Linked DNA regions of Mus musculus: all the other regions are linked to region 1. The links are chromatin loops, found by intact Hi-C in ENCODE. Cell type or tissue: heart. All regions are shown on one strand. Links, peaks and the distances in the headings refer to the core of each region. The heading gives the core; the rest is flanking DNA. Region 1 has its middle 4.9 kb from the start of 1700042G15Rik. Region 2 has its middle 70 kb from the start of 1700042G15Rik. Region 3 overlaps Pakap (paralemmin A kinase anchor protein).

Region 1 (8,513 bases), core at 426-8,425:
TTGACTTTCCTGGTAGCCTGTAGGGCATGCCAGCTTTAATAAAGACCTCAGTCTATCCCTGGAGAAACGACGACAGCTGTGACATAGCTGCATTTCCTCCAAACCTTGCAACCAGTCACAGACTGTCAGGGAAGAAAGTTACACTGGGCTCTATTTTACACTGGGCTCCATAGTAGCTGTGTGGACTCAGCTGGGTATTCATAGTAGACATTAGGTTTATTTCTGTACATTTGGGGTGAGAGACAAGCTTGTTTCTTTTTTCTCAGAAGATCTTAATTTTTTTTATTACATCAATTGATAGTGTGCAGTATGTATTGTGTAGTGTGTGTGTGTGTGTATGTATGTATGTGTTTGTGTGTATATGTGTGTGTGTATGTGTGTGTATGTGTGTATGAGTATGTGTGTGTGTATATGTGTGTGTATGTGTGTGTGTATATGTGTGTGTGTATGTGTGTGTGTGTATGTGTGTGTGTATATGTGTGTGTGTATGTGTGTATGTGTGTGTGTAGTGTGTGTGTATGTGTGTATGTGTGTGTGTAGTGTGTGTGTGTGTGTGTGTATGTGTGTGTGTAGTGTGTGTGTATGTGTGTGTGTGTGTAGTGTGTGTGTGTGGTGTGTGTGTATGTGTGTATGTGTGTGTGTGTATGTGTGTATGTGTGTGTGTGTGTGTGTGTGTGTGTGTGTGTGTGTGTAGGTCAGAGGACAGTTTGCAGGAATCAGTTCTTCAGTTCATTTCTTCCACAGTGTGGCTCTGGGGATCACTTTTGGATCATACTTAGCAACAAGGAGCTTGTCCTGCTGAGCCATCTCGCCAGCCCCTGTCTCTCTCTTCATCTCCTGGGTGTGGTATAGTGGCTAGGCCTCCCCTGCCTTGTCTCCCGTCATGATGTATTGTGGTGCCACAGGGCCAAGACCCACGGATGGAGACTTTGAAGCTCCTAGCCTTTCCTCCTGCTAAGTTGTTTACTGGCAGGATTTTGTCACAGCGGTGGAAAGCTGACTCACGATGAGCTGATCTCAGATGTCAAACGATTTAATCAGAATATTTAAATGCTGCAGAACATCATGTTTGACAGTGATGGAATTAAGCTAGAAATCAATACTAATAATAGACAAAAAAAAATTTGAGAGCTCCCTAAATACCTGGAAATGAAACAACATACTTTTAACCCAATCACCAATGGAAGGAGAATAAGGAAAACTATAAAATATTTTTAAAAACTGAATGAAAATCAAAGCACAACACATTAGAATTTGAAGAGAGACGGGGCTGGGATCTCAGTATCTCCCAATGGCCTAATGTTCTGCCAGGCCCTGTCTCTTAAAGGTTCCAAAATGTTTTAGTAGCAAAATGTTCTGGGAACCAGGTCTTTGGAGCACAGGCTTTGGGGACATTCAGCATGTTGTATGCTGCTGAATATACCATGTGAACTTGAGAAAAAAATGTACATTTGCCAGTTTTGTATTAAATGTTTTAGAACTATGAAGCCAAATTGGTTGATTTTTAAAAAAATTTTACACTATGTATATGTATACATATACATAAATACACATACAGTGTGTGTGACACATGTGACAGTCAGAGGACAGTCACATGTCACTTCTCCCTTGACACTCTCCTTCCCCCAGCCATCTTCCTGTCTTTCTTTAGGCAGCAGCTCTCTATGTAGTATAGGCTGGCTTTGCCCTTGAGACTTTTCCTTCAGTTTCCTGAGTGCTGATATTCCAGACGTTCTTTGGACTTTTTCTGTTGGATTTAGAGCAGTGGCCTATGATGCTCAACTTGTTACGCCCCTCTTTGTTTTTATTTTTCGTTTTATTTTTAAAATTGGGATATAATTCACTCATTCTAAAATCAATATTTTATTTATTTTTTTAAGTCAGTACAAAAAGAAATATTTTTGTTAAAAATCTTGGAGGACAACATTTTGTTTTATAAAGACTTATTTATTTATTTTTATATGGGTACTGTATTAGTTAGGGTTTTACTGCTGTGAACAGACACCATGACCAAGGCAAGTCTTACAAAAAACAACATTTAACTGGGGCTGGCTTACAGGTTCAGAGGTTCAGTCCATTATCATCAAGGTGGGAGCATGGCAGCATCCAGGCAGTCATGGCACAGGCAGAGCTGAGAGTTCTACATCTTCATCCAAAGGCTGCTAGTGGAAGAGTGACTTCCAGGCAACCAGGGTGAGGGTCTTAAGCCCATACCCACAGTGACACACCCATTCCAACCAAGTCACACCCATTCCAACAAGGCCATACCTCCAGATGGTGCCACTCCCTGGCCCACGGATATACAAACCATCACATTCCACTCCCTGGCCCCCATAGACTTGTTCAAAAACATGAGTCTGGGGGTGGTGCATACTTAAACAGCATAATACAAAATGCATTTAGTTCAACTTTCAAAGTCCTCATAGTCTATAGCAGTCTCAAGAAAGTTAAAAGTCCAAAGTTCAAGATCTCTTCTGAGATTCATCCAATCACTTAACTGTAATCCCCAAAGCAAGGCAGGAAACCAGCAGGGCAAACTCCAAACTCTGCATCTCCATGGCTAATGTCAAAGTAGCCTTCAGATCTCCACTCCTTTTTCATCTTTGATGACTGCAACAAACTGCTTTCTCTTGGGCTGGTTCCATTCCCTGTTAGCAGCTTTCCTCAGCATGTATCCCATGGCTCTGGCGTCTTTAACATCTTTGAGTCTCCAAGGCAATTTCAATGTTACAGCTTCTTGTTTCAGTGTCTGGGATTCCACTTGATCTTTTGGACTCCTAAGGGCTGACATCACTTTTCCAGCTCTGCCCTCTCTAGCACTCTAAGCTCAGGTTGATCCACTTCACTACGGCTGCAGTTCTTGGTGATCACTCCATGGTACTGACATCTCCAATACACTGGGGTGTTCCACTCCAACTAGGCTTCACCAATAGCCTCTCATAGGCTCTCTTCATGGTGCCAAGCCTCAAATCCTTTGCATGACCCCTTCAGTCCTGGACCGTCAACTACAACTGAGGATGCACCTTCATCAATGGCCTTCCATGACCTCTCACAGTGCCAAGCCTCAGCTGCTCTTCATAACCTTCATGCTTTCAAAACCAGTACCATCTGGTGACTTTTACACATTACCAAGCCCAGCCGCAGCACGAGGCACAACCTTGGCTATCTCTGGAACACAGCTTCTTTGTACTCCCAAAAAAAACAATTCCCAGAAGATTTCACCTCAGTGATGCTGGTCTCGTCTTAATCATTGCTGGTTTCTTAGCTCCAGCTAACCAGCATCAATTGTCCCAGTAGTTCCTTCCATTCTTAACTCTAGAGCCAGAGCCACATGGCTGATGCTGCTGAGTTCTGCTGCTTGCAGGAACTAGAACATGACCCCCTTGTACTATTACATTGTCACTGGCTTTCTGTTTTCCAAATCCTTCACTACCTAAGCTTGGTTATCCTGGATCTTGATCTGTAGATTGACCTTGAATGCAGAGATCAGCATGCCTGTCTCCTGAGATTAAAGGTGTGTACCACCTTGGCTGGATCTAAATTTAGCTGGGTAGGATCTTGCCCCAAAGTCCCACTCCCTTAATCTGTTATCTCCTAGAACATAGAATTTTGCTCCATTTCACTTCCTGGTACCCCTTTAATACTCGAACCATATATTTTATATTTTTCCTTTCTAAGCTTGCTATGCTTGTTCAAACTTCTCTTCATAAGACTTAACCAGAGGACAAAGTCACTGCTGGGCTTTTTTGAGACTTCCTTTGTCAATGCAATTCATCTGAGTCTCTTCACCTTAGGCTCAGGCAGACTTTTCAGACAAGGGCAAAAGTAGCCACATTCTTCACCAAAATACCACAAAAACAGTCTTTATGCCACATTCTGAAATTCTTCTTTGAAATCTCTTGGGCCAGGTGAACACAGTTGAAATTACTCCCAGCAACAAAGTCTTCCATATTCCTACTAGGATGACCCATTAAGCCCCATTTAAAGCATTCCACTGAGTTCCAAAATCCAAAGTCCAAAAATCCACATTATTTCAAATAAAAGCATGGTCAGGCCTATCACAGAAATATCCCACTCCCGGTACCAACTTCTGTATTAATTAGGGTTTTACTGCGTGAACAGACACCATGACCAAGGCAAGTCTTGCAAAAAACAACATTTAATTGGGGCTGGTTTACAGGTTCGGAGGTTCAGTCCATTATCATCAAGGTGGGAGCATGGCAGCATCCAAGCAGTCATGGCACAGGCAGAGCTGAGAGTTCTACATCTTCATCCAAAGGCTGCTTGTGGAAGACTGACTTCCAGGCAACTAGGGTGAGGGTCTTAAGCTCACACCCACAGTGACACACCTACTCCAACCAGGTCACACCTATTCCAACCAGGCCACACCTCCAGATGGTGCCACTCCCTGGTCTAAGGATATACAAACTGTCACAAGTACACTGTCACTGTCTTCAGACACACCAGAAGACGGCATCAGATCCCATTACAGATGGTTGTGAGCCACCATGTGGTTGCTGGGAATTGAACTCAGGACCTCTGGAAGAGCAGTCAGTGCTCTTAACCGCTGAGCCATCTCTCCAGCACAGTGAATACATGTCTTTGGAAGACCGTAGAAAATGAACACAATGAGATACATGGAAATGGCTTCAGTTACCAGCATTGAACCAAAATCAGCATAAAAGAATATGAATACAACTGTGCAGGCAGTGGTCCTGGGATCTTGGAGGTGAGCTAGATTCTTGATCTCTGTTATTACCAGTGAAAAATGAGCCCGAGGTGGTTGTCTCTTGGTTGCTCTGACATCTTTCTGTCCATCAAAGAGGAAACTAATATCAGGATCACAGCAGGAACACCCGTTTTAGCAAAGCTGATAGTCACACTGCAAGGGGCCTAAGGCAGACAGCCTAAAAGCGCGAGACCTGTTGCTGTTATTATAATGTTTTAAATAAACAACTCTTTATCTATAAAGAGTATCTATAGCAGTGTTTCCAGTTCCTAGGACAGACCCTCAAGAAATGGTTCTGCACCAGCAATGATGTGTTTTCCATGTACTCTAATCCAGCATTTATCAAACTCAGCACACATACAAGTCTCCAGGGAGCAGAGAAGATACAGATTCTGGTTAGAAGATGGAACTCGCTAAGGGTCACACCTTGAACTGTTAATGTCTGGTACTGGCAGAGCAGAAGCAGTTACTCCAAGCTACCACAAGAGGGTGCCCCGAGCAAACAGTTCTGCAGCTCCGTAGCCTAGCACAGCTCCACTATCCCGCCCCGCCCCACGCAGTTACTTACCGCTCTAGCGGTTCATGGAGGCACAGAAGACATCCCAGTATTCTAAAGGCAGGCTTTCCTTCAAGCCATATCGCTAGAGAATTCTCTAAGGTTATCCTCACACAAAACAAGAGACATTCACTTGTTTTTAGACAGCTCTGTACTATAATTGTCAAATAAGAAAACTATTAAAAGGAATAGATAGAAAAATAATAGTGATGATGATGATGGTGGTAATGGTGCTATCAGTTAGCTAATGGGACATATTAAAAGGGCACATCAGTTTGTTCTTTCATTTCGTTCCCAAACTGTCCCACAACATAGACAATGCTCTCATGTTAAGGGAAAGCCATTTTTTAAGACACATCAATACGATGTTCATATTCTGGAAGTTATAAGTTGGAGAACATAAATTGAAATATGTTTCATGTTTTCCCAAATCCATTCTCTTTGGTGTGGTTCTTGCATTCTGGAAGTTTCCCCTGGGTTTGAAAATGGCCATCTGTGATTCTCAGTTTGTTATATTCTTTTTTTTTTTTTTTTTTTTTTTTTTTGGGTGCAGCGAACTTTATTGATGGTATTCAAGAGAGTAGGGAGGGCTCCCTAGGCCCCTCCTGTTATTATGGGGGTCTGGGATGGAAATTGTGAGGGAGATGCTCAGTGTTGGGGGCCGAGTTGGGATAGGGCCTTTCTCTTGCTCAGTGTCCTTGCTGGGGTGGGTGGTCCAGGGTTTCTTACTCCTTGGAGGCCATGTAGGCCATGAGGTCCACCACCCTGTTGCTGTAGCCGTATTCATTGTCATACCAGGAAATGAGCTTGACAAAGTTGTCATTGAGAGCAATGCCAGCCCCGGCATCGAAGGTGGAAGAGTGGGAGTTGCTGTTGAAGTCGCAGGAGACAACCTGGTCCTCAGTGTAGCCCAAGATGCCCTTCAGTGGGCCCTCAGATGCCTGCTTCACCACCTTCTTGATGTCATCATACTTGGCAGGTTTCTCCAGGCGGCACGTCAGATCCACGACGGACACATTGGGGGTAGGAACACGGAAGGCCATGCCAGTGAGCTTCCCGTTCAGCTCTGGGATGACCTTGCCCACAGCCTTGGCAGCACCAGTGGATGCAGGGATGATGTTCTGGGCAGCCCCACGGCCATCACGCCACAGCTTTCCAGAGGGGCCATCCACAGTCTTCTGGGTGGCAGTGATGGCATGGACTGTGGTCATGAGCCCTTCCACAATGCCAAAATTGTCATGGATGACCTTGGCCAGGGGGGCTAAGCAGTTGGTGGTGCAGGATGCATTGCTGACAATCTTGAGTGAGTTGTCATATTTCTCGTGGTTCACACCCATCACAAACATGGGGGCATCGGCAGAAGGGGCGGAGATGATGACCCTTTTGGCTCCACCCTTCAAGTGGGCCCCGGCCTTCTCCATGGTGGTGAAGACACCAGTAGACTCCACGACATACTCAGCACCGGCCTCACCCCATTTGATGTTAGTGGGGTCTCGCTCCTGGAAGATGGTGATGGGCTTCCCGTTGATGACAAGCTTCCCATTCTCGGCCTTGACTGTGCCGTTGAATTTGCCGTGAGTGGAGTCATACTGGAACATGTAGACCATGTAGTTGAGGTCAATGAAGGGGTCGTTGATGGCAACAATCTCCACTTTGCCACTGCAAATGGCAGCCCTGGTGACCAGGCGCCCAATACGGCCAAATCCGTTCACACCGACCTTCACCATTTTGTCTACGGGACGAGGCTGGCACTGCACAAGAAGATGCGGCTGTCTCTGGAACAGGGAGGAGCAGAGAGCCAGTTTGTTATATTCTTGTTTTATTTGTTTGGTTTTAGTTTTTTTGTTTTTGTTTTTGTTTTGTTTTGTTTTGTTTTTTGAGACAGAGTTTGTCTGTGTAGCCTTAGCTGTCCTTAAATTCACTCTGTAGACCAAGCTGGCCTCATATTCAGAGATCTGCCTGTGTCTGCCTTCCAAGTTCTGGATTAAAGGCATGCACCACGATGCATGACTAGTTTGTCATACTCTTAAATTTTGTTTTAGAAATGATTTATTAACATTATTTCATGAGTATGGACATTGTGCCTGCATGTTTGTCTATGTATCATGTGCATGCCCGGTGCCAAAGATGTCAGAAGAGGGCGTTATTGGATTCCTGGAATCGGAGCTGTAGATGGTTGTCAAATACAATATGGGTGCTAGGAACCCAATCCAGGTACTCTGCAAGAACAGCCACTTCCCTTAACCACTGAGCTATCTTCAAAGAGAAGCTGGAGAGATAGGCTTTGATGTGGGTGCTGGAAACCAAACTCTTGACATCTAGCTATGAGCTTTTGCCTTTAACAGCTGAGCTATGCCCCGGCCCTGTAATACTCCTTTAAAACTGAGTTACGTGCTATAAAAATCACCTTCCAGAGAGCATAGCCAAGTGGTATTAGCATCTTCACAAGGTTGTTTAATCACCACTACTAACTAATCTGGGTTCAGAATGTTTCAGCACCCCCCAACCCTGCACCCTAAAACAAACAAAACCCCTGGATATTCATTAGCAGCCACTGTCCGCGCTCTTCCTCCCAGACCCCCCAGAACCACGAATCTACTTTCTGTCTCTATAGGCATTTCCACTCTTCGAACTGCATTTAAGTGGACTTAGGATTATGCTTACTGTGGTTGTGTGCCTTGTGGAGTGGAGGTGGGCTGTGCACAGTTCAGTTTCGATGCAAGCTGAGGAGAAGTGAAGAGTGAAGGAGTATTTATAAAACCTCTCAGAATAACAGAGAGTCAAGCCAAGCCCCAAAATTCTGATAAAGCAACCCACTAGCCAGGACTTCATGGCCTTGCTTTTGAGGTGGACAGACAAATGCTCAGCAGCGTTACTGAGTGTGCTCACACTTGGCACACATGGTCTTGGGTGAGGCCCACAGCCCTGTATTGGGCACTGACAAATCAGTGTCCACGGACTGAGCGGCCGGCTTGGTGTCACATGGTCACCGAGTGGCAGTACAGCGGGTCCCACATAGCCCTGCTCCAGAGTCGACGCTCATGTCTCTGAACTTCAGCGACAACCTGGAAGCATCCTCCTGTCCTTGTTGTGTGTACATGTGTTTGTGTGCGTGTCTGTGTACGTGCCTGTGAATGCAGTGTGGGAGCGTGCACGCAGGCAGGTGGAGGCCAGAGGACAATCTTGGGTGCTACCTCCCTGGTGCTATCCACTTTATTATTTATTTAT
Region 2 (8,513 bases), core at 271-8,270, 65 kb after region 1:
AGGGCCGACTGGAGACAGCAGAGGTCCTAAAAATTCAATTCCCAACAACCACATGAAGGCTCACAACCATCTGTATAGCTACAGGAAAAAAAAGATGTTAAATACGCATCGAGCACATTTTCAACAAAATGAAGAACAATGAGCAAGGGGAAAGCTGGAAAATTGTCTACTCCTAACTGCAGGTGCCAAACACCACTGCCCTGATGTGTGTACCTCTGCCCAGCTCCCCCAAGCTGATGTTGTTGTGTTGTTTCGGGCCATTGTCACACTTTTCTCCCCAGTTGGAGCTATTGAAGTAACACTTTTTCTGTTTCTCTCCAGCCCCTTCTAATTACATGCTTCTATTCCTAGTAACCTGGAAAACACGAACCAAGCAAGCCCGAGGCTATTGCTAGTCACATGTCCCGTTTGTTCACTTTGAATCAGGGAACACTAAAATCCTTTTCGGAGCAATGGACCTCACCCTTCCTCATCCTCCCAAGCCATAATGCTACCCAGAATTCCAGGCAGCTCCCAGAATCCCACATGGTTCTCAATGTTAGTATTCTTATTCAAAAGCTTATGCAATACAATTTCAGAAAACTACCACTATGTTACTTCCCTCAGATGGCTCCTTTTTTTCTAGACCACCAGGTTAAAGATGTTAGGTCTGGTGATAGTTTTTACGCTTGCTAACACCAGACAGGGCCAGGCATTTAATACTCCAAACTACTGTCTCTTCATCTACAGAAGGCGATACGAATAAAACAACACAAAGGTAAGCAGCCGCCATCCTCCCCAGAAGGTGCAAGAGTCTAGGGTCCACAGATAGTGGGCAGCCCTCAGGAGTCAGCAAATTGCTGATATAAGCAACCTGACCCCCAAAAGGAATTACAGTTCTCGTGAATTACTTAAGAACCTTGTGCCCCAGAGGATGGTTCCATATCCATGAGTACAATGGCGGCATAGCCGGCAAGCTTTTGATTTTTTTTTTTTTAAAGAAACATATGCAGTTGTGCTTGGGCGGGGAGGTGAAGGGATCTGTATACTCACTCCAAGGACCAATTTTGTTATCTGTAAGTTACACTCCGTAAAACTGACTTCAAGAAACAAGAAGAGGAAGAAAGGGGAAAGAACTGAGTGACCAAACCGTCAAGCACTCCTTAGAACCCACGCTAGAAGACCGAGATGTTTGCACTGAATATGCCATGGGAGACTGTCTTAGGGTTTTACTGCTCTGAACAGGCACCATGATGAAGGCAACTCTTATAAGAACAGCATTTAATTGGGGGCTGGCTTACAGGTTCAGAGGTTCAGTCCATTATCATCAAGGTGAGAGTATGGCAGCATCCAGGCAGGCATGGTGCTGGAGGAGCTGAGAATTCTACATTTTCATCTGAAGGCTGCTAGAAGACTGGCTTCTAGGCAGCTAGGGCGAGGGTTTTAAGCCCACACCCACAGTAACACACCTACTTCAACAAGGCCACAACTACTCCAACAGGGCTACACTTTCTAATAGCACCACTCCCTGGGCCGAGCATATACAAATCATCGCATGAACCTTATGATGAACTATGGCCATGGGCCTGGGGACCCAGAAGCCTGAATGCTAAAGCTTGTGACATGGCATGGGCCAAGCTTTGATCCATGGCTGCCTTTCAGTATTCATTTTTCTCTGTTCGTGGGAGTACAAGCACATAACTTGGGCTGTATTCCTGGCTGTGCTGAATGACGTCTGCTTTGTCCAGTCTCTCTGGAAACTTACTTGGGACACCATATGACTACACTGTGGACAAAGACTTGAGTGGAGGAGGAGCCTGAGAACCTTCCTGAGAGCTGACTGGCACCACAGGTCCTTGGCTTTTCTTTGCTCCTTCTCCCTATGTGAGGACTGAAGCATAGACAGGAAGACTGGAACTGGTAAGGCTGAAAAGAAATGATTTCAGTAAGGAAGCCCCTTGGAACAGAATTTTGTAGAATCCAGGGTCTTCTAGCTTTTTGAAGACACTTGGTAAGTTAGCCCAGGACTGAGGATCTCTGACTTTTTAAGCGTAGGTCAGGGCCAGAGAAGATGGCTCAGTTGGTAAAGTGTAAGTGCGTTCTCCAGCATCCATGTAAAGAAAGCTGACCAAGTAGCAATGACTTCTTTTCTTTCCTTCTTTTTTCATTCATTCTTTCTTTTAAAAATCTATCTGTCTATCTATCTATCTATCTATCTATCTATCTATCTATCTATCTATCTATCTATCTATCTATCTATCCATCCATCCATCCATCCATCCATCCATCCATCCATCCATCCATCCATCTATCTATCTATCTATCTATCTATCTATCTATCTATCTATCTATCTATCTATCTTATCTATTTATCTATTTTACATTCCAACCACAGTTTTACCTTCCTCCTCTCCTGGTAGTCCCTCCCTGCCCTCCTCTCTTCTGCCCTCCCCTCTTCTGTCCTCTCCCTCGTCTCCCCTCCCCCATCCACTCCTCTTCTTCTCCTTAGACAAGGGCAAGCCTCCCATGAGTATCCATCAGCTGTGGCATATCAAGTTGCAATAAGACTAGGCACCTCCTCTCCTATTAAGGCTGGATGGGGCTAGCAAGGGGAAAAGAGTCCCCAAAACAGGGAACAGAGTCAGAGACAGCCCCTTTCCTCCCACGGTTAGGAGTCCCACAAGAAGACCAAGCATGGTACAACTGTACCATGGCGGCACTGATTTGTAATCCCAGTGCTGGGAAAGAAGAGACAGGCAGATTTTTACTGGTCTCTGGCCAACCAGTCACACCAATCTGTGAGCTTCTGGTCCAGCTGGTGAGTATGAAAACCTCCCTGGAAGGATCCAGGGAGGATGGCAGCGGGAGAGGCATGAGTGCTAAAGGCTTTGATGATTTCCTACCTGTCTCCAAGAGCTCTGAGGAGACAGGAGCATATGTGGACAGACAGCTCCACGAACACCCACTGGTCCTGACTTTCCAGCTCACTCCCTAGAGAGGGAAGGCAGGAGTCTCTATTGCAATTACTCTGTTTTCTTTATCTTGATAATGGGTGGGGCCCTTTCCAGCCTGAAGTCCTCACCTGATGCTGGCTCCTGCTGAGTGCCCATCTGTATCCACTCTCCTTTCCAGTCAGGTAGAAAATCCTTTCTTCAAGCCTCTGGCTAAGTAGAGCACTCAACTTTGCTTTGATTGTTTATCTTTGAGAAAGTCTTAACTTTACTTTGTACATTGAAAATGTGTTCTTCCTCCTCCTCTGCCTACCCAATCAGCGTTGGGATTACAGGGGGTGCATATCACTAAAAGATGCAAGTAAATTACCAAGAAAATCACAAAAAAACCCCAGTAAATTTTGGGTTATTCATAGAGTTCTGCAAACATCACAAGTAAATTTAAGATCATCAGACACTGCATATTCTGATAAAGAATTATAATGGAACAAGTCATGCATGGGTGGTGGCTTTAATTAAAGGTGCGCTTTTAATCTCAGCACTGGGGATCCCGGCAGAGGTAGGTGGATCTCTGTGAGTTCAAGGCCATCCTGGTCTACAAAGAGAGTTCCAGGACAACCAGGGCTGTTACACAGAGAAACCCTGTCTCGAGAAACAAGCAAAGAAACAAACATTTGTGTGTGTGTGTGTGTGCGCGCGTGCATGTTTTGAGTATGTATTTGTGGGTGGATGGGTGCGACAGGACATGTGGAAGTCAGAGGACAATTTTATGGAATTGCTTCTTTCCCTTCCACCTTGATAGAACTCAGGTCTTCAGGCTTACATGGCAAGCACCTTTACCCACTGAGCCATTTCTCTGACCTTATTTATTTATTTATAACATTTTCAGCCATGCGAGGGGGGGGGGTGTCTCCCCTCCTCCATGCATTGTCTTTCTCTTTTAGCCTGGAGCTCAGCTACTGCAGGGATTGATGGCTTTGCCTAGATTGCACCCAACAGCCCTCCTAGTAGACGGACCAGGCAATACGTGGAGACACTGAAGCTTGCTCCACTCACTGATCATTGCAGTGGGTGAGGGACCTGTTAGTAGATACCTCTTCGAGTTGTCGTGGGCAGAGAATCATGCCTGGGAGTGACAAGGGTGTGAAGCTTATTACCACAGGGTGGGGCTGAGGTAACTTGGAGAATCATATCCAATCTAACAAGAAAACAGACGTCGTTCAAGAAAACAGACCAGGGAGGGACATCTGAAGAATATCTTCCTGGCAGTCAGGAGATTGGAGAATATGGAGTGTCACTGAGAAAGGGCGTGGGGTCGCCCGAGTGGAAACACCGCATGAACTTGCCGCAGCGCCGCTGGAGTTTCTCTGGTACCTCCCGCAGATACCGGCTGCGCTGGCACAATGGCGTTTCACAGTCTCAGACAAGCCCCACTGGTGGCAAGGCTTGCTATTTCGCAGAGGCCAGAAGCCTCCTGCAACTTCTAGGTGGCGACAGCTGCCACCTTGCCGAAGACTCCATCGTTTCCCTACCGACCTTAGACTGTGCCACCCGTCGCCACCGCCCCTCACCCCCTCCCACGCTTCTTCCGGAGCTCCGCCCGGCGCCGCCGTGGGTCCCAGGGGAGTCGCGGGCGCACCTGGAGCCTCAGGCGCCCGGGGGACTAGGGTGCGAGGTGGCCGCCTCCCCGGTCGTACAGCTGGTGGCACGCTCCCTTTAGGATCCCCTTAAGAGGCTCGGTCTAGCGCCCAGCGAATAACGTTATCCAATTGCTTCCCGTTTTATTCGCAGGCTGGGAGCTGCGAGAGCCTGAGCGTTTTCTTGCCAGTGCTCCAGGGGAGGAGGGAAGCGGGCGGGGACGGGGACGGCTTGGCTGCTCCACCTAGCGCGCGGCCAGAGTGCCCCGGCCCTGGCAGAGGCCAGCAGCGCCCGGAGCCCCGCAGCAGCGCGCCGGGCTGCCCGGAGCCCCGCGATGGAGTGAGTATCCCCGCGCCGTGCGTCGCTCGCTGCCTCTCTGGGCATGTTGCCATGGTGACCGATCCCCGCTCAACTCGGTCCAGCCTGGGTGTTTAATTTCAGTCCAGTGTGTTCGTCTCGATGTTTCTATAGCAGCCTCTGCGAAGCGGGTATCGGGCAGTCCTGAGCCGCGGGGATTTGTGCCACTGCCTTGGGGTACATGGTGGGTCAGGTTTCTAAGGAGCCAGATCTGTTCTGAGCTCCTCTGGGTTTTTGCCCCGACCTTGCCTTTCTTGGGGGAGTTGGCCTCAATAGCCATTACTTCCGATTCTGACCATGTCAGCATTATTGGACTGCAGTTAAGAGGTGTGTGTATGTGTAGGGGGTGTCACTGCGGATTCGAAGCAGATGTGGTGTAAGCAAGGATGATGAGTTGTGGGAGATATGAGCCAGAACTGGCTACTAGAAGCCACCAGCGGACCCACAATAATTGATTTGCTCTTGGGGCAATCGGAGAAATGAGACAGAAATGTCCTAGCGGCAGTCTGAGGTTCAATGTCAACGTTGGGCATCGCCCGCATTGCTTGCTTGAGAGGGTGGGGAAAAGATGGCATGGAGACAAGAGAGGCGGTAACCAGAAAGATACAATGAGGGCTCCCGGTGTGGACCCCGACTTAGGGTGCTCGGTTCTCTGTCTTTGCATCTCCCAGTTCCTGGTCATGCTCCTAAGCTGATACTGCAGTAAGGTTCGTGTGACAGGCGTTAGCCTGCCTCTCCAGGAAAGCCAGCAATTACATCTTTGCTCACATGGTCAGTTACTCCCTCTCTTCCCACGGATACTCACTGACTCCGAGGCCATATGAAATAATATTTCAGGTTGGAAATAATGTCATGTTTTAAGATACCAGGGTCTCCATGCCAGACCCCCAAACTCGAGATTCAGCTTTTATTTTCTGCATAGCCAGTTGTATGTATAGATGCAATCTAATCCTCAACCTGCAGGAAGGAGGAATGAGAGGTGGTGTGGGAAGTTAGGAGTGAGCTGGGCTTGTAGAAAATAGTGCTTGGCCGGCAACAGCATTTGTTGATTTCCTTCACCAGTGTTTTAATGGCCATAAGCCTCAGTTTCCCCAACTGCACAACAGGAAAGATATTCCTTATTAGTTAGTGTTACTGAGGGGACTGGATACTGTTTGCCTCTCCTTTGAAGGGCTTTGTAAATCATGAGGACAAATAGAGGAGTTAGAGGTTAAGAGCGGGCCTCCAGAGTCGCGTTGTCTGGGACTGAGTCCTTTGACACATTGCTGAATAATGGCAGTCTCTCAGGTTTCACTTTCCCACCTGGAAAACGAAATAATAAGAGCAGCTGTTTTGTGCAGGGTTTTTTTTGTTTGTTTAGTAAATATTAATCAATTTTTATACATATACATATATGCACACATGTGCTAATACATATATACACATCTTAGAACAGACCCAGGACAAAGCATGCTTAGTAAGTCTCACTTAGTGTCTGTAAGTAGTATCTATTGTTTATTATTATTGCTGTAGTCTCCAGATTTCTCTGTTGGCAGTTTTCAGGGTCTCAGGTTGGCAGAAAGCCAGTTTTTAAACAATTTCCATAATTTAAAATATTTATTTATTTATTGTGTGTGTGTGTGTTTGTGTGTTGTGTGTTCCATAACACATAGGCATGGAGGTCAGAGGGCAGCCTGTGAGAGTTGGTTCTCTCCCTCTGCTGTGTGGATCCTGGGTCATTAGGCTCGGCAGCACATGCCTTTACCTGCTATGTTAGCTCTGCAGACCACAGATAGTTTATAGAGAAACACAATGTCCTAAGGGCAGCTGCCTACTGCAGTTCCCATGACGACATTGTAGAAGTGAGTATTGGGGCAAGCTCCTGCTATTCAGTACAGAAACTGGGCAGCTTGGCCTCTGGAATGCTTCTTCCCCATTGGTCACATTCTTCACTATGGATACGGCTCTTTACCAGGGATTGAATGCTGGCCCAGTTGTCTCATAGTGTTGGGTCCATGGCAGCCTGTTTTTGTTGTGTGGGTGAGGAACAGTGTCTATGATAATGCGTCTATCCTAGACTAGCATCTGGTCTCTATAACTGTGGCTCAGACTCTGCAGGACTCCCCACTCTTTTCTCCTGGTCTTAGCTATGGTTGGTACCAGGTGTGCCTCCTTCATACCTTCCTCTCTCTATAGACCCTGGTCAGCCTGACCTTGGCTTTTTCACCCCACATGACATTTGGAAGTCCTTCTTACCTTCCCTCAAACCTAACTAATTTCCAGCTGTCTGTCTACCATACTCTCCTCACTTCCTGAACGTGAGTAGCGTTCCATTCCTTTCTTTCCTGCACGATACTACATTTTTCTGGGTCTAACAAATTTTCTCAAACATCAAGCCTGGCACTTGGGCGGTGCCAGTCTCATCCCTCAGCTCATCCCAGGCAGCCAGGCTGCTCTGATATGAGTCAGACAGTCCCAGTCCCCTTCACTTACTGTGACCAGCTTAGATTTGTGAAAAATCAATGTGAAGAAGGAACACATCTGGATTAGCTTCTTCATTTCATCAAGGGTATTTGTTGAGATTATCAATGGACGATAAAACAGTCATGATTCTCATGGCATAAAGTTCAAAGTCATGAAAGGGTGGATGCGAGACCAGTAAGCAGAGGGGCTATATGATGCAAGGTTTAACACATGCTGTGAGAAAAAAAAGGATGCAGAGGAACTGATGGGAAGAGCGTGGGGGTTGGATGGGCTAGCCAGGGAAGCTACCAAGCTGCCTTGAGAAATGGATATTTAACTCGAGAGCTAAAGGAGGAGTAGAGTTGGCTGAGTGAGGCGTGGAGGGAAGAGAGAGCCATGAAAGCAGCATGTGCTAAGGCCCTGAGGCAGGAGTTATCTGGCTATGTTGGAAGAACTGAAGGAAGGGTGGTGTGTCTGGAGCTTTAAAGAATGAGCAGAAGATGGTCCAGGGATAAGGCTGAAGAATCGTGTGAGTGTGTGTTTATGTAAGTGTGTGTGAGTGGTGTGAGCACGTGTTGACATCCGTGTGTATGAGTGTGTGTGAGTGTGGGTTATGTAAGGGTTTGTATGGTGTATGTGTGCACGTGTGTGCACACACGCATGCACTCAGTTGATGGTTTCTCTTCTACTGTGATAAAAATATTCTGTCCAAAATGACTTAGGTGATAAAGGATGTAGGTTGGGGTATAGTTTCGGCAGTGGATATCTTCTATCATGGCAACGAAGGCATGAAGGCAACCTGTCACATTGTATCTGCTGCCCAGCAGAGGAATGAGAATAGCAGGTTGGGCCAGGCTGCCCTGCTCAAAGCCTGCCCCACCTAGGCTCCTCCTAAAAGTTCCATAACCTTTCCATAACACAGCATCACCACCTGGTCATCACGTGTCCAAACACATGAGCCTGTAGGGGGCATTTCACACCCAACCCTTCAGGGAAAAAGTAAGCATTAGATGCTTCATGAGGTTTCAGATTTCATCCTGAGTGTTTCCCAGGGTTGCTGAAGACAACGATAAAACGTCAATTCTAGAAATGACATAAAACCCCTAAACCTTTTTTCTTCTTGAGGTATTTAAAACAGGTGACTTA
Region 3 (8,513 bases), core at 250-8,249, 240 kb after region 1:
GAACATTTTCTGGGACACATCATTTAAAAGCCCTGGAGAGAGAGAGAGAGAGAGAAAGAGAGAGAGAGAGAAAGAGAGAGAGAGAGAGAGAGAGAGAGAGAGAGAGAGAGAGAGAGAGAGAGAAAGAGACAGAGCAATCAATGCTAGATAGTTGCCATGAATCCCACAATTCCAAGTTATTCACTCATACTAAGTTAGCCAAGGCATGTAATACATTTAAAACTCACCTTGAAGAAAATTTCACAGAAGCTTCCACATTTCAGTAATTCTGGTGAGAAATAAGTTTGTTTGTGTTTTAAGCAATAAACTTCAACAACAAATTGATTCCAGGGGCACCTGCCAAGTTCCTCTAATATCCTGTTAGCTATTTGGGAAACAAGAGAAGACCCTTCTTCTCCAGGCTCGAGGGTCAGGTGACAGGGTCCCTGATAACCTGATCCTCTATCTCCACCGCTCTCTTTTCCATGATCACAGACAAACCTGCACGGCTGGAGGGGCATAGGTTTCAGTGGCCACGCCTCTACATACCTCACTGGAAGCTGCTGGCTCTAAGAGTTCCTTGCTCCTTCCCTCTGGCCCCCTCTCTCCCTCTCAACAACTGGATCACATACGTGTGCTGTGTATGTTCATCTTTGGGGCCCTCTTTTCTTTCTCCAAACAATGTTCCTGCAGCGATCAATGGTTATAAATTAGAACAGACAGTCTTGACTTCTTTGGTGTTCTGTGTGAGACCACAAACCACCAAAAGATTAGTTCTTTTAAACCTAAAGTCAAAGTCAGAGCCTGTGGATCAAGAAAGGGATTAGCCCAGTGTGGTACATACCTTTAACCTCAGCACCGGGGAAGCAGAGGCAGGTGGATAGCTATTAGTTTGAGGCCAACCTACACAGCAAATTTCAGGCCAGTCAAGGCTGAATAATGAGACCCTGTCTCAAAAAAGAGGGAGGAGATTGGAAAATTTAGTTTATATATACTTTCATGAAAATGCTCTTCTCTAACCCACTATGATTAAAAATGATTAAAGTATGTTTAGTTTGGAATTGGGTGTAAAATAAAGACTTGGGATCCATTTAATGCGATTGGCATATGTCTTAGGGTTTTATTGCTGTGAAGACACCATGACCAAGGCAACTTTTATAAAGGACGACATGTAATTGGGACTGGCTTACAGTTTCAGAGGTTCCGTCCATTATCATCACGATGGGAAGCATGGCAGCATCCAGGCAGGCATGACACTGGATGAGGAGCTGAGAGTTCTCCATCTTGATCCACAGGCAGCAGAAGGGGACTATGCCACATTGGCCAGAACTGAATATATATGAGACATCAAAGCCACCTACAGAGTCATAATGCCCTTCCTCTAACAAGGCCACATTTCCTAATCGTGCCACTCCCTGTGACCAAGCATTCAAACGCACGACTCTCTGCGAGCCAAACCTATTGGAACCACCACAACATGTGCGGGACATTATGTAACTGTGGTAAACTTCTATGCCACATGCATAACTGACATAAGGTCTATGCTGGGTTGTGAGACGATAAAGCAGGGTCTGGAGTTCCTTTGGGCTTCTCTACGACGCCATTGGACAAAAAAATTGTCATTGGCTGCACATTAAACCAAGGGTATACAACAGCCCACAGATTGCATTATATGTTTATTTTGTGTGACACAGCCACACAAGCTGTCCCAGGCCTCAGGCCGTGGGTTAGACCCTCTAGCTCTGGAATTTTCACAGTCATACTTAGAACAAAATGAACAATTTACAGGAGAAGGGAGCTCTTTGGGTTCTGGTTTCATAGGTGCCCGTCCATCATGATGGGGAGGCGTAACCAAGCAGCTTTGATCATCACAGTGGGACAGGAAGTGGAGAAGGGGGAAGGCTGGCTATCTCCTCTTCCCTCAGTTTTAGTTTACCCTATCCTCCAGGGCATGGAATGGTGCCATTTGTATCCAAGGTGATATGGAATGTTCTCACAGACACACAGGTGTGCCGCACCCACCGTCTAGGTGACTCTAGGTCCCCTCAAGTTGACAATGACTACTGAAACTCACTGGCTTCAGGAGTTGCTTGCCAAAGTTTGCCCTAGTTGGTTCTTGACCACCCCAGGATCTCCTACCTACAGAGTATTCCAATTTCACTCAAGTGCCTGAGTCTATTTCAGTGCCCAAAGTTTCAGATTGTTTTAGAACTGCTCCTTCTTTTCAAGTCAGACACAGGGTCTGTCTCCAACACGTACCATCATCAAGGGAAATGGCAGCCTCATGAGCTCTCAAGTGACACCAGGTATAACCAACCCACGGCAGAGGCCCTCTTCGGCACAGCCCCATGTAACTCAGCTCCTGTTTCGTCTCACTTAGGATTGTTCATGGACTGCTTAGGCTTTCATGCATTCACTCAACAAACATGGAAAGGCTTATTTTTGTTGGTAAAGTACTAATGACAAGAATGTGGATATAGAAGGCATGGCTCTGGTGTCACAGGCTTCGCAATACTGTGGAAAAGATACTCTGGTATGAATTCAAGGGCTGTAGATACAGATCTCAGTGGTGCTTTTTCTGGGCTCTCTGATTAGAAACGGACTAGGGAACCCATAAAGCAGGGATCTGTCTAGGCTTGCCCCAGGCCTGCGGCCCAGCTGTTTCCAGTGCCTCTCTGGACCACGTGACTCTACCAATCTTGGAAGGACTTTGTAAAATGATCCTTTCTGTGTGTGTCAAAAAACGCAGTCATCCCAGATTCCATTGCTTACAGAGGCACTTCAGGACCAAAGGCATGTGATTTTTTTTTTCTCAATGAAAAAAATAGTTTTTCATAAGTTAATGTTTTTCCTTCGAGACCTGGGCGCCTTTTCCTTATCCAGCCTCTGCTTGTGGGGCTAATTAGATTTGAAGGGTAAAATAATACCAGACGCACGGTTGCGTGTGTTACATGAGAAATGTATTAGCGGGAGCCAGAGGTTCTAAGAAGTGGAGCCCAGCGTGGGCCAGCCTGACAAGAAGAGGGGCGTCATTGTGAAGACACCAGGCTGTTTCCCAGAACCAGAAACAAACGTGGCTGTGTATGATGTAAGCTCCAAAAAGTCACTAGAAATTTTTCTGTCCATCTTTCTCTCTCTGCCCCTCTATTCCTCTTCCTCTCGCTCCTCCCCCCTCCCCTCCTCTCTGTGCTCAGCTTCCTCTGCCTGTCTGGTGCATGAGATTAATCAAATGTTGTTAGACTCGGCTTCCAAACTTCCCAGGTCACAAGCGCATACATAGCAGCGGCTCCCTTTGGTGAGCTTTGGTCAGAATCCACAGGCAGCTTTGTTCTAACGTCAGTGCTGGAAGCTGCCTTTTGAGATGCTGGGTAGCCTCTGAAGAAGGGGAATATTCGGAGCAGGACGGATAAAGCCAAAAGCATTGACTGCGCCTGGGTCTACACCCAGAGCAGCATCTATAATCCCTCTGTAGATACACCTCTGACTGGAGATGGTCAGAGGGACCTTACCCTGAACCCATGTGGGGGCAAATGCTTCCAAACAGCTCCAGATTTAGACCTCAACAGAGTAGTTGACTTCTAGTTATAACACTCACAGATAATTCTAGAATTTGGGGGCAGTCCTTACCCTGGCTTAGCCTTTCATTTTCTACTTAAATTAGAAGCTCTTGAGGCAACTTTTAGTTTTTTGAGAAGCCGTACGATGGGAAATGGAAAAGGTGTGCCAGTAAGATAGTCAGACAGTGACCACAGTGGGGACCATTGGGGAGAAGCATGGGACTTATCCTGAAGAACCTTCTGGAACCAGGTGGGGATGTTCACTCTTGGAGCTGGCTGCTTGACAGAAAGGTGACCCTCCCAGGCACTGTAAAAAACCTGGGGGAGGCTCACAAAAGATTCACAGAGCATAGACAGGCCGGCCTGTTTCTTACCGTGATTATTCTTGTGTGTGGCGGGGGATGAGTAATAGGAATTTGAATGCTCTATATAGAGAATACTCTGAATTGTTTTAGCAAAGAGAAAAGAAATGCTTTGCTGTGCTCTGTACTTTTTCCCCCCAAAGCCTTTGAATTACAATTTTGTGTTGCTAGAGTTCTCAAGGCCACGAGCCTGGGGAAGGTTACTGTGCCTCTCTGGTGGAAATGCCAGCTGCTCTACCACAACAGGAACTATGCGACTCTTCCTTCGCTCCTTCACTTCTGCGCTAAGTCCTGGAACCTAGTTAGGGGTGTGGTTCTGGGCTTCCTCTGCTTCTCCAGTGACACCTGCCTGTGCTGATATGTGGTTACCTCTGCCTATGTCACCATGATCTCTGATACCACCACTTTTGCTTTCCAAAGTCTTGTCTGGAGTTGTCACAACAGGCTAGTTCTGACTTGGCAGAGCGTGCTAACCGGGGTCAAAATGGGCGCATTTGGCTCTTTCCGTCTCTAGGGCCAATGTCTCCAGCAGGATCCTTTAGTTAAAGTCTTATGCCACTTTGACAGTTACGTGAGTTACAGCTTTTCTCAATCTCTATGGCTGGTTTTGGTGCTAATAATTGGTAACATTGAGCCATGCAAAACCAGGCAAATGTCCATACAAGAGTCATGACACAGGTCTAGACATGCATAGCTTTTACTTATGAAGGGAACATCAAGTGGAAGATTGGATCATTAGGACATACATAATGATTGTGATTGTCATGAATAGGTCATATTTAAGTAGGAGGTGACAGATTTAATATTCTTAGAAGGTATGTTTAAGACATGCCCCCCAAGATAGCCTATGGCCAAGAATTTGAATCTAAAGGAGTTCCCCCTTCACAGGCCAATCCACAATTGTCTTTTAAAATATATAATGAATTAATATACATGTCCAAAGAACTTAGAAAACCTAGCAAGGAAATAATACAAAACTCTAAAAATGAATTTAGAGTGCAGCTCTGCTTGTGGTTTTTCAGCCGTAAGTATTAATGCCTGGGCAAGGCATGCTTAGTCAGGCCATAAGTAGCTGCTGAAGCGTCTCAGGAAGCCTCCTGGAGAGGTTTTTGGACCTTCAGGGGTTTTAGGAGATAATGGCAAGACTGCTTTATTATGTATGATTATGCTGGAAAACACATTTTGATGCAGTTGTAATTACTTGATTTTACTTTACCATTTGGTTCGTTCTTGACTTGCAAAAAGGAGCCAGGGAAATTAAGCTTCTCTGGACAAATTGGAGGAAAGGGGGAAGAGTTAAGAGAAAGTGAAGGTCTGAGTTGGGACGAAAATTATCTTGGGGTACAAACAGGGTAGAAGGGGAGTGTGGGTAAACCAGGCAGAGCTACCTGGTATTTCTTTCGGTTGTGAATATCACTGGTAGGCTTTCACATCTTCTGTGAGTGGGCATAATCGATTCAAAAGAGCATGGTACTTGTCAGTGCCATGATCCTCAAAATATGGTCTCTTCAAGGATGCAGATCTCCTAATCGAGTGGAGATAAAAGCATGAGTCCTTGCTTTGATGGATGGTGAACACCCCGTAGGATGCTGCTATCAAGTGTCGCTAGACTAGCAACTATTACTCCCTGCTCTGGGATACCACGCTAGGGAGCCCCAATGGTTCTTCACTTACAGATGTGATGCTGTTGCTGGTGGTAGTGGTGGTGAGACAGACAGTCAGGGTCAGTCCGAACTCAAGTTGGAATTCTACTGTAGATTTCAATGAGTTCAAGGACTCAGATTGGTCTTTCAAAAATCCAGCTACTGGTGTGGTAACCTGCACAAGACATGAACAAGATCAAACCAGCTAAAAACCAGCTGGAAAGCCCAGATGGGAAGCTCCTCTCTAGGCTCCACCCCTCACTGAGGAGCTATTGGCAGTTGATAGCCGCTGGGGAAGAGAATCTGTCTTTCTTGAGGTACTTCAACCACTGGGTTCCCATGTTCCATTGGATAGCCCAACTCCCATGCACATATGGACAGCACTAGCTGAACTTAGTAGGCTATTTAAGAAAGAAAGAAAATGAAGTTGGAAAGGGCACATCATGCTGAGGGTTACGAAAGTAACTGGAGAGAGAAAACAGGGGGTGGATATGGTCATATTTTGTTATGATAGTTATATGAAACTCTCGATAATAAAGAGGAATTACAATGTTACGAAATCTCTAGCTGCTGGAAACTGGAACTAGTCAACCAATCTTGAAATGGCCTTACCAGAGGGTGGGGATATAGCAATAGGGTGCGGGATTTTTCTGTGGAAGGAAATGAGAATCATTTGATGATTCTGTAGCTATTGATTTCACAGTTCATTTTCTGCCTCAGCTCTTATTCATACCTATTGATTAACAAATAAAAGAAATAATACTTATGTAAATATTTTTTAAGATTAAGGAAAATTCCCTACTGTTGGTTACATTAAACTTGGATATTTGCACAGGCTATCTCTCTCTCTTTGAGAAGCCCATCTCATACTCTGTTGTCTCACATCCCCCATAAGGTCTGTGGTTATTCTCTACCAGGAATCTTGCATTCTGTCTAAGTTTATCTTGTTAGACTCATAGATTTCAGTGAGTTACTTCCTTACTTGCTGTCCTGGCCAGTTTTATGTCAACTTGACACATGCTAAAGTTTGTCTGAGAGGAGGAAACCACAGTTAAGAAAATGTCTCCATTCCCAGGAGGCAGAGGCAGGCAGATCTCTGTGAGTTCAAGGCCAACCTAGTCTACATAGTGAGTTCCAGGACAGCTAGGGCTATTACACAGAGAAACGCTGTCTCAAGAAGAAGAGGAGAGGGAGGGAGAGAAGGAGGAGAAAAGCAAGAGTCCGCCATAAGAGTGGGCTATAGACAAGCCTGTAAGACATTTTCTTAATTAGTTATTGATGGCCAGGGCTCAGCTCTTGTGAATGGTGCTACGCTGGGTTGGTGGTCCTGGGTTCTATAAGAAGGCAGGCTGAGCAAGCCATGATGAGCAGGCCACTAAGCAGCACCACTCCAGGGGTAGGTCCTTTGCATCAGCTACTGCCTTCAGAATCCTATCTTGTTTGAGTTCCTGTCCTGACTTTGATGATGAACATTGATATGGAAGTATAAGACAAATAAAACCTTTCCTCCCCGACTTGCTTTACATCGTGGTGTTTCAGGAGGCAGCATTAGAAGCCCTAATTAAGCAGCTGGGCAGTGGTGGCACACTCCTGTAATCCCAGCACTTGGGAGGCAGAGTCAGGCAGATTTCTGAGTTTGGGCCAGCCTGGTCAGAGTGAGTTCCAGGACAGCCAGGGCTATACAGAGAAACTCTGTCTCGAGAAAGAAGAAAAAAAGACACCCGCTGCCCTCTAACTTGGGAAGGTTTTAAGACATAAAAGCAACCTATGTATCTTGGTTTCTCCAGCGTTGTGGAGCAAAGTCACCACAAATGGTGCTAGTGGCAAATTTAGTTGAGGGAATCTAGGGGATTGGCCTGTGACTTGAAGATAGTTGTGGTTTCTAGTTTCTCCATCTGCTGTAAAGTTCTGGGGTTGTGGGGAAGGGAACATGAAGTATTTCTGTATACAAAGGAGTCTCCTTTGTTGCAATTTCTCATGTAGCCGGTTGCTTCTTCCTTTTCTTCACTAGGGCTACACAACCTCAGTCCATAGAGCAGAGTTTGGGGGGTGCCTGTGTGGTTTTTAATGTTTCCATTTCAGGTCTCAGGACTTAGAGACTGAGTTGTATTTGGTAATCTTATGCACTTACCAAAACATCAATTGACCAATCATTGACTGTGTGTGTTGGAGGGTGTAGAGGATAGATTCAGCTGTCATTTCTCAGTCATCCACCTTTTGAAATGGTCTCTGACTGGCCTGCAGCTGGACTGGCTGAGCAGCAGCCTCTCTGCTTCCTCAGCACTATGACAAGCTCATGCCACTGTACCGGGTCCTTTTATATGGGTCCTGGGGCTCAGAGTTCTGCTCCTCCTGTTTGCACATCAAGCACTGAACAATCTCCCTAGCCTATAAATTCTTATAGTTTATGGGAAAGACTAATGTGGGCACTGGAGAGGTGGATCCGTGGTTAAGAGCACTTGCTGTTCTTCCAGAGGACTGTGGTTCAATTCCCAGCACCCATAGAGCAGCTTACAACTGTCTGTAAGTCTAGTTCTAGGGGACCTGACACTCTTACCCAGACATATATACAGGAAAACACCAATGTACATAAAATAAAATCCTCATTTTTAAGAAAAGCAAAAAAAAAATCCCTAATATTAAGTAATCCTTGATTTAGAATTTGGCCATGTAGACATGTAACATAAATCAATTCAGTTAGGAGAAAAGGAAAAAACAAAAACAGAAACAATGATAGGCAGGACTGAGGGGAAGAAAAGAACAAGCTGCTGAGGTGAGGGGACTGTTTCTCCATGATCGCAAACCTGAATTGAGTATGAGCTGGGAGACTCATATGTGATAGTCAGCCTTTGCTGTCAGCTCTACTGGCTACGGATGGGTGTCTTTTTGTAGTCATCTGGGAGACACAGCTATGGGCACAGCCTTGCAGGTGTTTGTAGAGAGAATTATCCAAGGAGGGGAAGCCCTTCCAA

Evidence for each region. Hi-C counts contacts between places; a loop is a spot of excess contacts. Peaks named below come from ENCODE experiments on the same cell type or tissue, not always from the same donor. Only the 100,000 strongest peaks of a DNase experiment are listed, where the experiment ranks them.
Region 2: it touches region 1 in a loop (2.2-fold over the local background); 2 of 42 quality-filtered maps call a loop at or near these places.
Region 3: it touches region 1 in a loop (10-fold over the local background); 18 of 42 quality-filtered maps call a loop at or near these places.

Annotation. Positions count from the first base shown.
Region 1 is chr4:57,364,943-57,373,455 of GRCm38, forward strand. It overlaps the pseudogene Gm12537. Among named protein-coding and RNA genes, the nearest start is that of 1700042G15Rik, 4.9 kb to the left of the region's middle. In heart, for the core only: a CTCF peak has its summit at 5,208 (motif pointing right); no DNase peak of the experiment used is centred there.
Region 2 is chr4:57,429,650-57,438,162 of GRCm38, forward strand. It overlaps a transcript of Pakap not described here. Among named protein-coding and RNA genes, the nearest start is that of 1700042G15Rik, 70 kb to the left of the region's middle. In heart, for the core only: a CTCF peak has its summit at 4,808; a DNase peak (open chromatin) is centred at 4,892; H3K4me3 peaks cover 1,751 bases; H3K27ac peaks cover 1,092 bases; H3K27me3 peaks cover 5,271 bases.
Region 3 is chr4:57,608,805-57,617,317 of GRCm38, forward strand. The region is part of intron 2 of Pakap (paralemmin A kinase anchor protein); the gene reads left to right. Gm52699 (a long non-coding RNA gene) reads right to left here. Exons shown (of 3, transcript XR_003955212.1): 2 at 5,573-5,716; 3 at 5,183-5,423. Among named protein-coding and RNA genes, the nearest start is that of Gm52699, 9.1 kb to the right of the region's middle. In heart, for the core only: no CTCF peak of the experiment used is centred there; no DNase peak of the experiment used is centred there; H3K4me3 peaks cover 330 bases; H3K27ac peaks cover 686 bases.